Regions from separate parts of the Homo sapiens genome. Here region 2 is linked to region 1. The links are chromatin contacts, found by Hi-C or POLR2A ChIA-PET in ENCODE. All regions are on one chromosome and are shown on one strand. The core of a region is the stretch at or near the end of the contact, and the rest is flanking DNA. Distances in the headings are between cores, read along the strand shown.

The links. Hi-C counts contacts between places; a loop is a spot of excess contacts on that map. ChIA-PET counts read pairs that join two places held with the same protein, here RNA polymerase II (POLR2A). Pooled maps may share reads with other maps.
Region 2: a pooled map shows a loop between it and region 1 (4-fold over the local background). The contact joins the promoter of MUC12 here to the promoter of VGF in region 1. A Hi-C loop is called at or near these places in 1 of 37 single-sample maps with no recorded cell type and 6 of 50 pooled maps. POLR2A ChIA-PET finds 5 or more read pairs at or near these places in 3 of 52 experiments (AG04449, MCF 10A and Panc1).

The regions. Positions count from the first base shown.
Region 1 is chr7:101,162,765-101,167,013 of GRCh38, reverse strand. VGF (VGF nerve growth factor inducible) reads left to right here and starts at 1,445. Exons shown (of 2, transcript NM_003378.4): 1 at 1,445-1,640; 2 at 2,151-4,249. The coding sequence starts at 2,171. The coding sequence ends at 4,018. RefSeq lists silencers at 1,415-1,514, 3,277-3,416, 3,577-3,626, 4,187-4,249.
Region 2 is chr7:100,967,554-100,972,309 of GRCh38, reverse strand. It overlaps MUC12 (mucin 12, cell surface associated), which reads right to left and starts at 2,745. Exons shown (of 12, transcript NM_001164462.2): 1 at 2,621-2,745. The coding sequence starts at 2,687. It overlaps MUC3A (mucin 3A, cell surface associated), which reads right to left. Exons shown (of 12, transcript NM_005960.2): 12 at 3,963-4,756.

The sequences.
Region 1 (4,249 bases), core at 196-2,695:
CTCAGGGTGCGGGTGCCCTGCGTGTGCCCACGAGCACCCCTATGTCCGCAGTTCGTGTGTGTCTGGCGTGTGTCATTGTCATTCCCCCCTTCCCTGCCCACGCCCCCGCACCGCTCTCTGCCAGCACCGCAGCCCCCTCCAGGCTTCCTCCCTCCCTCCCCTTCATTCCTGCAGTGGCTGCCCCCCTTGCCACCCTCTCCTCTCCCCTGCCCCCTCCCCATTTCCGTCCTCCCCCCCACCCCCGCCCACGGCTGGTCTCCCTTCACCGGACCCAGCTCTCTGATGGATTCTCTTTGCGCAAATCTGTGCGTCATCGCCCCCCACCCCCGGAACCTCTAGCTGTCCAAGCCCCCAGCCCCAACCTCTCTGGCAGGAGATACGGTCGAAGGGGCTGGTGGCAGAGAGGGGCTATCTCTGACGTTGCAGGTCCCCCTCCCATCGCGTTCAAACCTTCCCTTTAAGCGGTGGAGAGAGCTGGAGTTGAGTCACCCCCCCCCCACCTGCGCAACCCCCTCCCCACCTGCTCTGGTCTCGCCCTCCAAACGTCCTTGGGGGAGGGGAGCGGCAGGAGGGAAAGCGACTGGGGGAGTGTGGGAAGAGATGGGCCGAAGGGGGCACAGCGGGGGGCCTTGACACAAGCGGCAGTCAGGGGACAGAAGGACAGACACACCTTTTTCTCCAGACACAGCACGGATCGTGAAACAGACACGACCCAGAGGCACACACATCCTCATTCTTTCCCTTTTCTCTTCCGACTCGGACCCTTCCCGATGGGATTACCAAAACCGCAAGATCCACCCATCTGCCCCTGTCAGGGGGCTGCCACCCGCACTGCCGATTCGCGGACAGCGCCCGCAGGCGTGCAGATCTGTCCCTCTGCACTCAGGTTCACGCCGTCCTTGGGCGCGTGGTCTCGGGGTGGGGAACCCGGCCCCCTGGTCGGCTCTTGAATCTTTATCCTTCCCCTCCCCAGTATTGAGCTCCCACTGGTGCCCAGTCAGACGCTGGGACTACCCTTTTTCTATTCCACTCAGCAACGCGGGCTCCATCCAGCAGCTCCAAGTTGCTCTGCAACCCACCCTCCCGCCTTCCAGCGCCTCTGCATCCACCCTTCCATTCATTCTCCCATTCATTCATTCATCCTTTTCTCCTCGTCCCTCCTTCATTCATTCATAGCCCCCCGCCCTGCCCGCTTCAGCATTTCATTCATTCATTCATTCATTCATTTCCCGGAGCTCCGCTAGCGCACACCCCTTCAGCCGAAGGCCCCAGCGCGCAGGCGCAGGCCGGGAGAGGCAGGCACCCTCCAATCGTCGGGCGTCCTTCCTCCTCCGGGCGGCCGCCCGCTTCCCCATGAATGAACATTGACGTCAATGGGGCGGGGCGCGCCCACGTGACCCCGCGCGCTCCCCTTTATAAGGCGGTGGAGGCGCGGGCGCTGTCCAGCGTGCTGAAGCCGGAGCGAGCTAGCCGCCCGGAGCCGCGCCGACCCAGCTGAGCCCAGCCCACGGGACGCCAGACCTCGACCGTCGCTCCTACCCCGGCCACCGCTCGGAGCCGAGGCGGACGCGTCCCGATCTTCCCCTGTCCCCACCCTGCCCCGACCCTCCTCTCCACCTCTCGCGTCGTGACACCAGCTGGTAAATACTCCGCTGTTCGTCCCTCAAACCCTCGGCAGCCAGCCGTGGGCGTGAGGGAGGGTTCTCTCTCCTCTCGATGGGGGTGTTGCAAACACAGCGGGGAGCCCCCTGGTAAGGGTCCCCGGTAAACGGGGGAGTCGCAGCTTTTTCTCTTGCTGCTGAAGTCGCCCACGCACCATCCGGGGAGTCCTACGGGGAGGGAGCAGAGATTTTTTTTTCCCCCATATTGCTGCTGCTTAGTACGTGGGCGATGGCAGTGAGATGGCTCAGGGAAGGGGCCGAGGAGGCCCTGGGTAAGCGAGGGCTTCGGGGGTTATTTTCCCATTTACACGGCTCCAGAGATCGGCACAACATCTTCCTCCTTTGCTCCTAAACGTTCCTCTTCTGGGTAAGGTTTGGGGGATCAGGGAAGCCCCGGGTTTCCTGCTGAAAGGTGGGGGAAGGGAACGTAGACCTAGAGAGGGGAATTCTTACAGAAATCCTCTTTTTTTGGTCCCTTCTATTTTTCAGTCTCCGGCAGCCTCTTGGTCATGAAAGCCCTCAGATTGTCGGCTTCCGCCCTCTTCTGCCTTCTGCTGATCAACGGGTTAGGGGCAGCACCCCCTGGTCGCCCTGAGGCGCAGCCTCCTCCTCTCAGCTCTGAGCATAAAGAGCCGGTAGCCGGGGACGCAGTGCCCGGGCCAAAGGATGGCAGCGCCCCAGAGGTCCGAGGCGCTCGGAATTCCGAGCCGCAGGACGAGGGAGAGCTTTTCCAGGGCGTGGATCCCCGGGCGCTGGCCGCGGTGCTGCTGCAGGCACTCGACCGTCCCGCCTCACCCCCGGCACCAAGCGGCTCCCAGCAGGGGCCGGAGGAAGAAGCAGCTGAAGCTCTGCTGACCGAGACCGTGCGCAGCCAGACCCACAGCCTCCCGGCGCCGGAGAGCCCGGAGCCCGCGGCTCCGCCTCGCCCTCAGACTCCGGAGAATGGGCCCGAGGCGAGCGATCCCTCCGAGGAGCTCGAGGCGCTAGCGTCCCTGCTCCAGGAACTGCGAGATTTCAGTCCAAGTAGCGCCAAGCGCCAGCAGGAGACGGCGGCAGCAGAGACGGAAACCCGCACGCACACGCTGACCCGAGTGAATCTGGAGAGCCCGGGGCCAGAGCGCGTATGGCGCGCTTCCTGGGGAGAGTTCCAGGCGCGTGTCCCGGAGCGCGCGCCCCTGCCGCCCCCGGCCCCCTCTCAATTCCAGGCGCGTATGCCCGACAGCGGGCCCCTTCCCGAAACCCACAAGTTCGGGGAAGGAGTGTCCTCCCCCAAAACACACCTAGGCGAGGCATTGGCACCCCTGTCCAAGGCGTACCAAGGCGTGGCCGCCCCGTTCCCCAAGGCGCGCCGGCCGGAGAGCGCACTCCTGGGCGGCTCCGAGGCGGGCGAGCGCCTTCTCCAGCAAGGGCTGGCGCAGGTGGAGGCCGGGCGGCGGCAGGCGGAGGCCACGCGGCAGGCCGCGGCGCAGGAAGAGCGGCTGGCCGACCTCGCCTCGGACCTGCTGCTCCAGTATTTGCTGCAGGGCGGGGCCCGGCAGCGCGGCCTCGGGGGTCGGGGGCTGCAGGAGGCGGCGGAGGAGCGAGAGAGTGCAAGGGAGGAGGAGGAGGCGGAGCAGGAGAGACGCGGCGGGGAGGAGAGGGTGGGGGAAGAGGATGAGGAGGCGGCCGAGGCGGAGGCAGAGGCGGAGGAGGCGGAGAGGGCGCGGCAGAACGCGCTCCTGTTCGCGGAGGAGGAGGACGGGGAAGCCGGCGCCGAGGACAAGCGCTCCCAGGAGGAGACGCCGGGCCACCGGCGGAAGGAGGCCGAGGGGACAGAGGAGGGCGGGGAGGAGGAGGACGACGAGGAGATGGATCCGCAGACGATCGACAGCCTCATTGAGCTGTCCACCAAACTCCACCTGCCAGCGGACGACGTGGTCAGCATCATCGAGGAGGTGGAGGAGAAGCGGAAGCGGAAGAAGAACGCCCCTCCCGAGCCCGTGCCGCCCCCCCGTGCCGCCCCCGCCCCCACCCACGTCCGCTCCCCGCAGCCCCCGCCCCCCGCCCCCGCTCCCGCACGAGACGAGCTGCCGGACTGGAACGAGGTGCTCCCGCCCTGGGATCGGGAGGAGGACGAGGTGTACCCGCCAGGGCCGTACCACCCTTTCCCCAACTACATCCGGCCGCGGACACTGCAGCCGCCCTCGGCCTTGCGCCGCCGCCACTACCACCACGCCTTGCCGCCTTCGCGCCACTATCCCGGCCGGGAGGCCCAGGCGCGGCGCGCGCAGGAGGAGGCGGAGGCGGAGGAGCGCCGGCTGCAGGAGCAGGAGGAGCTGGAGAATTACATCGAGCACGTGCTGCTCCGGCGCCCGTGACTGCCCTTCCCGGTCCCGCCCCCGCGCGCCCCCGCCGCGCGCGCGCGCCGGCGCCCCCCTCCGTGTTGCCCGCTCCCCCTCGGTGTTTGCATGCGCCCCGGCCCTGCCCCTTGGCCCTGCCCCTGTCCCCGGGCTGCGTCGGGACCTGCCAGACCCCCCTCCCGGGTCCTGAGCCCGAACTCCCAGAGCTCACCCGCGGGTGACCGGGGGCCAGCCCAGGAGGGCGGGTGG
Region 2 (4,756 bases), core at 1,496-3,995, 200 kb after region 1:
GGGGCGCAGGACACAAATCCACTGTCAAGTGGTGGCCGTGTTCATTATTTGCTGTGTGGACCCAGGCAAATCACTCATCCTCTCTCTGAGTCTCTACATATCCTCATCTGCCCCGACTTCCTTACACAGATCTCCTCATGAGAATTATATGAGCTACCTGCTGGGAAATGGCTTTGTGAACAGCAGAGCCCTCTGCAAGAGGAGGGCAGGGGGTCTCTGGATCTAATCAGATCTTCCGGAGCCCTCCGGAGTGGCCCTACTTGCCTGGCCTCACTCCCTTCTGCTCTCTGCACTGGCCATAGATAGATGTTTTTCTGACTGTTTTGCACACTAAGGGATTCACCTGTGTTATCTTTGACACACAATTATAAGCACCTGAGGAACGGGGGTTTTTGGTTGCTTGGGGGCCGTCTCTAACACACGGCTGGGTACACAGAGGCAATGCCACCTGCTGACTCCTGGGGCCTTCATCATCGCTGTCATCACCTCCATCACCCTCTCCTTGAATAATCTGACTACAGAGATCTGCTAGGCCAGGCCTTGGGAGCAGGGATGGGGAGGACCCCTCCTAAGACCCATCCAGGCCCACAGTTTCCCACTTCTGTAGGTGAACTTAAAGGGAATCTATGTCTTATTAATAAACTCTCATAATGTCCCCAAATCCACAGAGTTCGTCACTCCAGCCCTTGAAACTCTCCCATCAGCTCCTCCCTGCCTGTACCTCTCTCCCAACATGTCCGGGTGGGGGTAAAGGAGGTCTCATCTGTCAAGGCTTGGCGGGCAGAGGCAGCCTCGGAGGGCCTGAGTCCCTGGCTGGGAGGATGGTGGAACTTCCCTGGTGGGTTACCTCGAAGGTGTCCTGCAGGGCTCCAGAGACCCCCACCCCAGCTCCCCTGCCCCCTCACCACCCCTTCTGCCCACCCCACAGCCTTCAACTCAAGGTCTCCCTCTCTCGCCTCTCCTCATCCCTGTCCACCCCTGCCAGAAAGGAATCAGAAAGTCTGTTCTGTATGAGGGAAATCAGCGGGTCAGAGTCATCTCTCAGACACAGCCACGACCAGGCTGAGCAAGGACCCCTGAGCCTCTGTCTCCTCCTACAGCCCCTCAGCCACGGTTTGTTTTTTTTTTGTTTGTTTCTTTTTTGTTTGTTTTTTTTTGAGAGAGTCTCGCTCTGTTGCCAGGCTGGAGTGCAGCAGTGCAATCTCGGCTCACTGCAACCTCTGCCTCCAGGGTTCAAGTGATTCTCCTGCCTCAGCCTCCTGAGTAGCTGAGACTACAGGCGTGTGCCACCATGCCCAGCTAATTTTTTTTTTTTGAGACGGAGTCTCGCTGTCGCCCAGGTTGGAGTGCAGTGGCGCGATCTCGGCTCACTGCAGGCTCCGCCTCCCGGGTTCACGCCATTCTCCTGCCTCAGCCTTTTGAGTAGCTGGGACTACAGGTGCCCGCCACCTCGCCCGGCTAATTTTTTGTATTTTTAGTAGAGATGGGGTTTCACCGTGTTAGCCAGGATGGTCTCGATCTCCTGACCTCGTGATCCGCCCACCTCGGCCTCCCAAAGTGCTGGGATTACAGGCCATGCCCAGCTAATTTTTATATTTTTGGTGGAGTTGGGGTTTCACCATGTTGGCTAGGATGGTCTCAATTTCCTGACCTCGTGATCTGCCTGCCTCGGCATCCCAAAGTGCTAGGATTGCAGGCGAGACCCTGCAACTGGCAGCCATTTTTTCTTTTTTCCTTTTCTTTCTTTCTTTCTTCCTTTCTTTTTTTTCTTTCCTTCCTTCTTTCTTTATTTCTCTCTTTCTTTCTCTCTCTCTTTTTTTTTTTGGCAGTGTTTTGCTCTTATCGCCCAGGCTGGAGTGCAGTGCCACAATCTTGCCTCACTGCAAACTCCACCTACCAGGTTCCAGTGATTCTCCTGCCTCAGCCTCCCAAGTAGCTGGGATTAGAGGTGTGCGCCACCATGCCTGGTTAATTTTTGTATTTTTAGTAGAGACGGGGTTTCACCATGTTAGCCAGGCTGGACTTGAACTCCCAACCTCAGGTGATCCACCCACCTTGGCCTCCCAAAGTGCTGGGATTACAAGCATGAGCCACCACGCCTGGCCCCGTCAGCCATTTAACTGGTGGGGATTCCCCGGGTGCACCTGAGGCTACTCCAAGTCAAGAGATGATACTGTCACACACCCCTCTGGACTCCCTCTCTCCCGACCAGGGCTAGCAGCATGTGCAGTGCCTCCGTGAGGTTTGGAAAGACCCATCCCTCCAGCAGATAAAGCCCCCAGGATGAGGGCAGGCAGAGATGACTGTCTATGTGACAAAAGCCCCTTCATCCTCCCGGGGGGAGCCTGGAGAGCAGAAGCTGTGGATTTCAGCCGCCCCTCAGCCAGGAGCTGTGTGCAGACCATCCCCTGCACAACCACAGGCACCCACAGGTCTCCACAGTGACCTCTTCAGCACCCCCAAAGCAAGATGAGGTCACAGCACGGGTCTCCAGCCCTGTGGCAGCCCCTTGCCATGCAAAGGGGAGGAGGCCACCTGCAGCCCTGCTGCCTGAGGCAGGGGCATGTACTATTACCACCCAGGAGCACTGGACCTGGAGCATCAGCCCAGGAGCACTCACCTGGTGTCACTGTAGTAACGGACGCGCAGAGCCGGAGAGCCAGCGTCAGAATCCAGATCACCAGCATCTCCCGGGGAACGGGCCCCTGGCTGCCCATCTTCTCTCATCAGGAGGGACCAAGAAATGAAGGCCTCCCAGGAAGGGATCAGCTATAAAAAGGACCCCAGAGAACTTTGCCTTGAAGAAGAGCAGTGCCTGTCCCAGGGTAGAGGTGAGGTGATGGCATTGAGCAGGTAGCGCGTGGTGACCACGGGGAGTTAAACGAAGGGCAGCCTGTCCACCCTTCTTCCTTATAAGTCCTGGAGTAGTCACTGCCCTGAGCCGGGGTCCCTCTCTGTCAGCGGAAGTCAGAGGCACTTTGGGTGGGGCAGCGCAGGAGGGAGGGAGGGAGGCTAGAGGTGTGAGCACACCACTGGTGACAAGAGGTGGGGGCCAAGAAGCACCAGGAAGCGGGTGACCACGGAAGAAGTTCAGAACCGTGGAAGGGGCAGCTGGCAACAGGCCAGACCAAGTGAAGGACCCTCCACTCCCACCCCCGAGAAGCCCCTCTCTCTTCCAGCCAACCTTCCCCATCCCCTGCCTCAACATGGTCCTTGCCAAATGTCCAGGGCTTTCCCTGGGGTCCCCAGTTTCCAGCCCTTCTCCTGGGCAGAGGGCCCACTCACACCTGAGACTTTATGGTCCTTGTCCCCACCCCTGGCCAGACACAGAGGTGACAAAAGGCCATGGCCCATCCCTGCCCAGAGAAAGCATCAAAGGGGCCTCTGCCAAGCCAGCACCCAAAGACCCAAGGGGACACGTTATTTCTGATCACTCTCGACTCCTCAGGCAGGCCTGACTGCCCACAACAGCAGGAACAGAAGGGCCCGGTGCCAGCATAGACAGGCTCTGCTGTGTGAGTTTGCTATCAGGGTTTGGGGGCCTTGTGGGGGATCAAGATCTTTGGGGAGGCTCAGCTTTACCCATCCTTGCAAAAGGTGGCTGGACCAGGCAGCCCTAGCCCCTGGACCACCCAACTCCCTGAACCAACACCAGGGGTCTAATTGCTCCCTAAGCCCCCAGTATCAAGGTCAGGGCAGTGGTGGGGGTGGGGAGAGCACAGATGACAAAGCCCAAGGGGCCCCTGCCCAGAGTCACTCCCCAATAAAATGGGTCCCCCCAACCTCTGTGTTTTCTGTGAGGAACCTCATGGCCCCCAAGGGCTGCCCACAGACCCCCTCCTTTGTCCCCAGGAGACACAGGTGCTCCCAGGATCCTCCTACAGTGCCACCTCTGGAAATCCCTGTTCTCTGATCAAACAGAGACCACTGAGGGGGTGAAAAGGAGACAGACAGAGAGCTGCTGCTTTTTACAATAAACTCTGTATTGTGCACATGAAGACCTGGAGATGTGCCGACTTCCTGTCCCCAAAGCCAATCTTCCCCGCCAAGGCGACTGAGGATTTCAAGGGCTCAGAGTTACTGCAGGAATCCAGGTGACACCAGGAAGAGAAGGGGGAGGAGGGGAATCGGAGGGGATGGGTTTAAAAGGCAGAGGGGAGGCAAGAAGGGAGGGGGATCGAAGGAAATGAGGAGGAGGGAGACTGAGGGGGCTGCCTTTCCTTGGGGACTGGGGAACTCATGCCCTGCCCCCACCCGCAGGGCTCCAGGGGTGAGAGAAAGGGGTGGAGAATAAAGAATTGGGCAGCAGGGTGATGGGGGGAACAGCAGCTGGGGTATTTAGGTCAGGGGGAGTCGGGGGCAGAACCGATGAATGGACGGGCTCAGAAGGGAGAAGATACAAGGAATGAGAGCAAGAGAAACGGGGAACTGGGCAACGGGGTGACGGGGAGAACAGCACCTGGGTATCCTAAGACACAGAGGCTATCTATACCTTGCTAGGGACCAGGATGTGAGGAGAGGAGGGAGGATTTAGGGCTGGGGGACTGGGGTGCAGGATGGATGAAGGAACGGGGTCAAAAGGGGAGGACGTCTAAGGAATGAGAGCAAGAGATGCAGCAGGGAGTTAGATCAGGAGAGGGCAGGAGATGGGATGGGGCTGCAGGCTGCCTCCAGGTTCAAAGTAAGAAACAGGCAGTAGGGAATTGAGAGAAAATAAGAACCAGGGCCAGAGACCAGGTGAAGGACGTGAGGATTG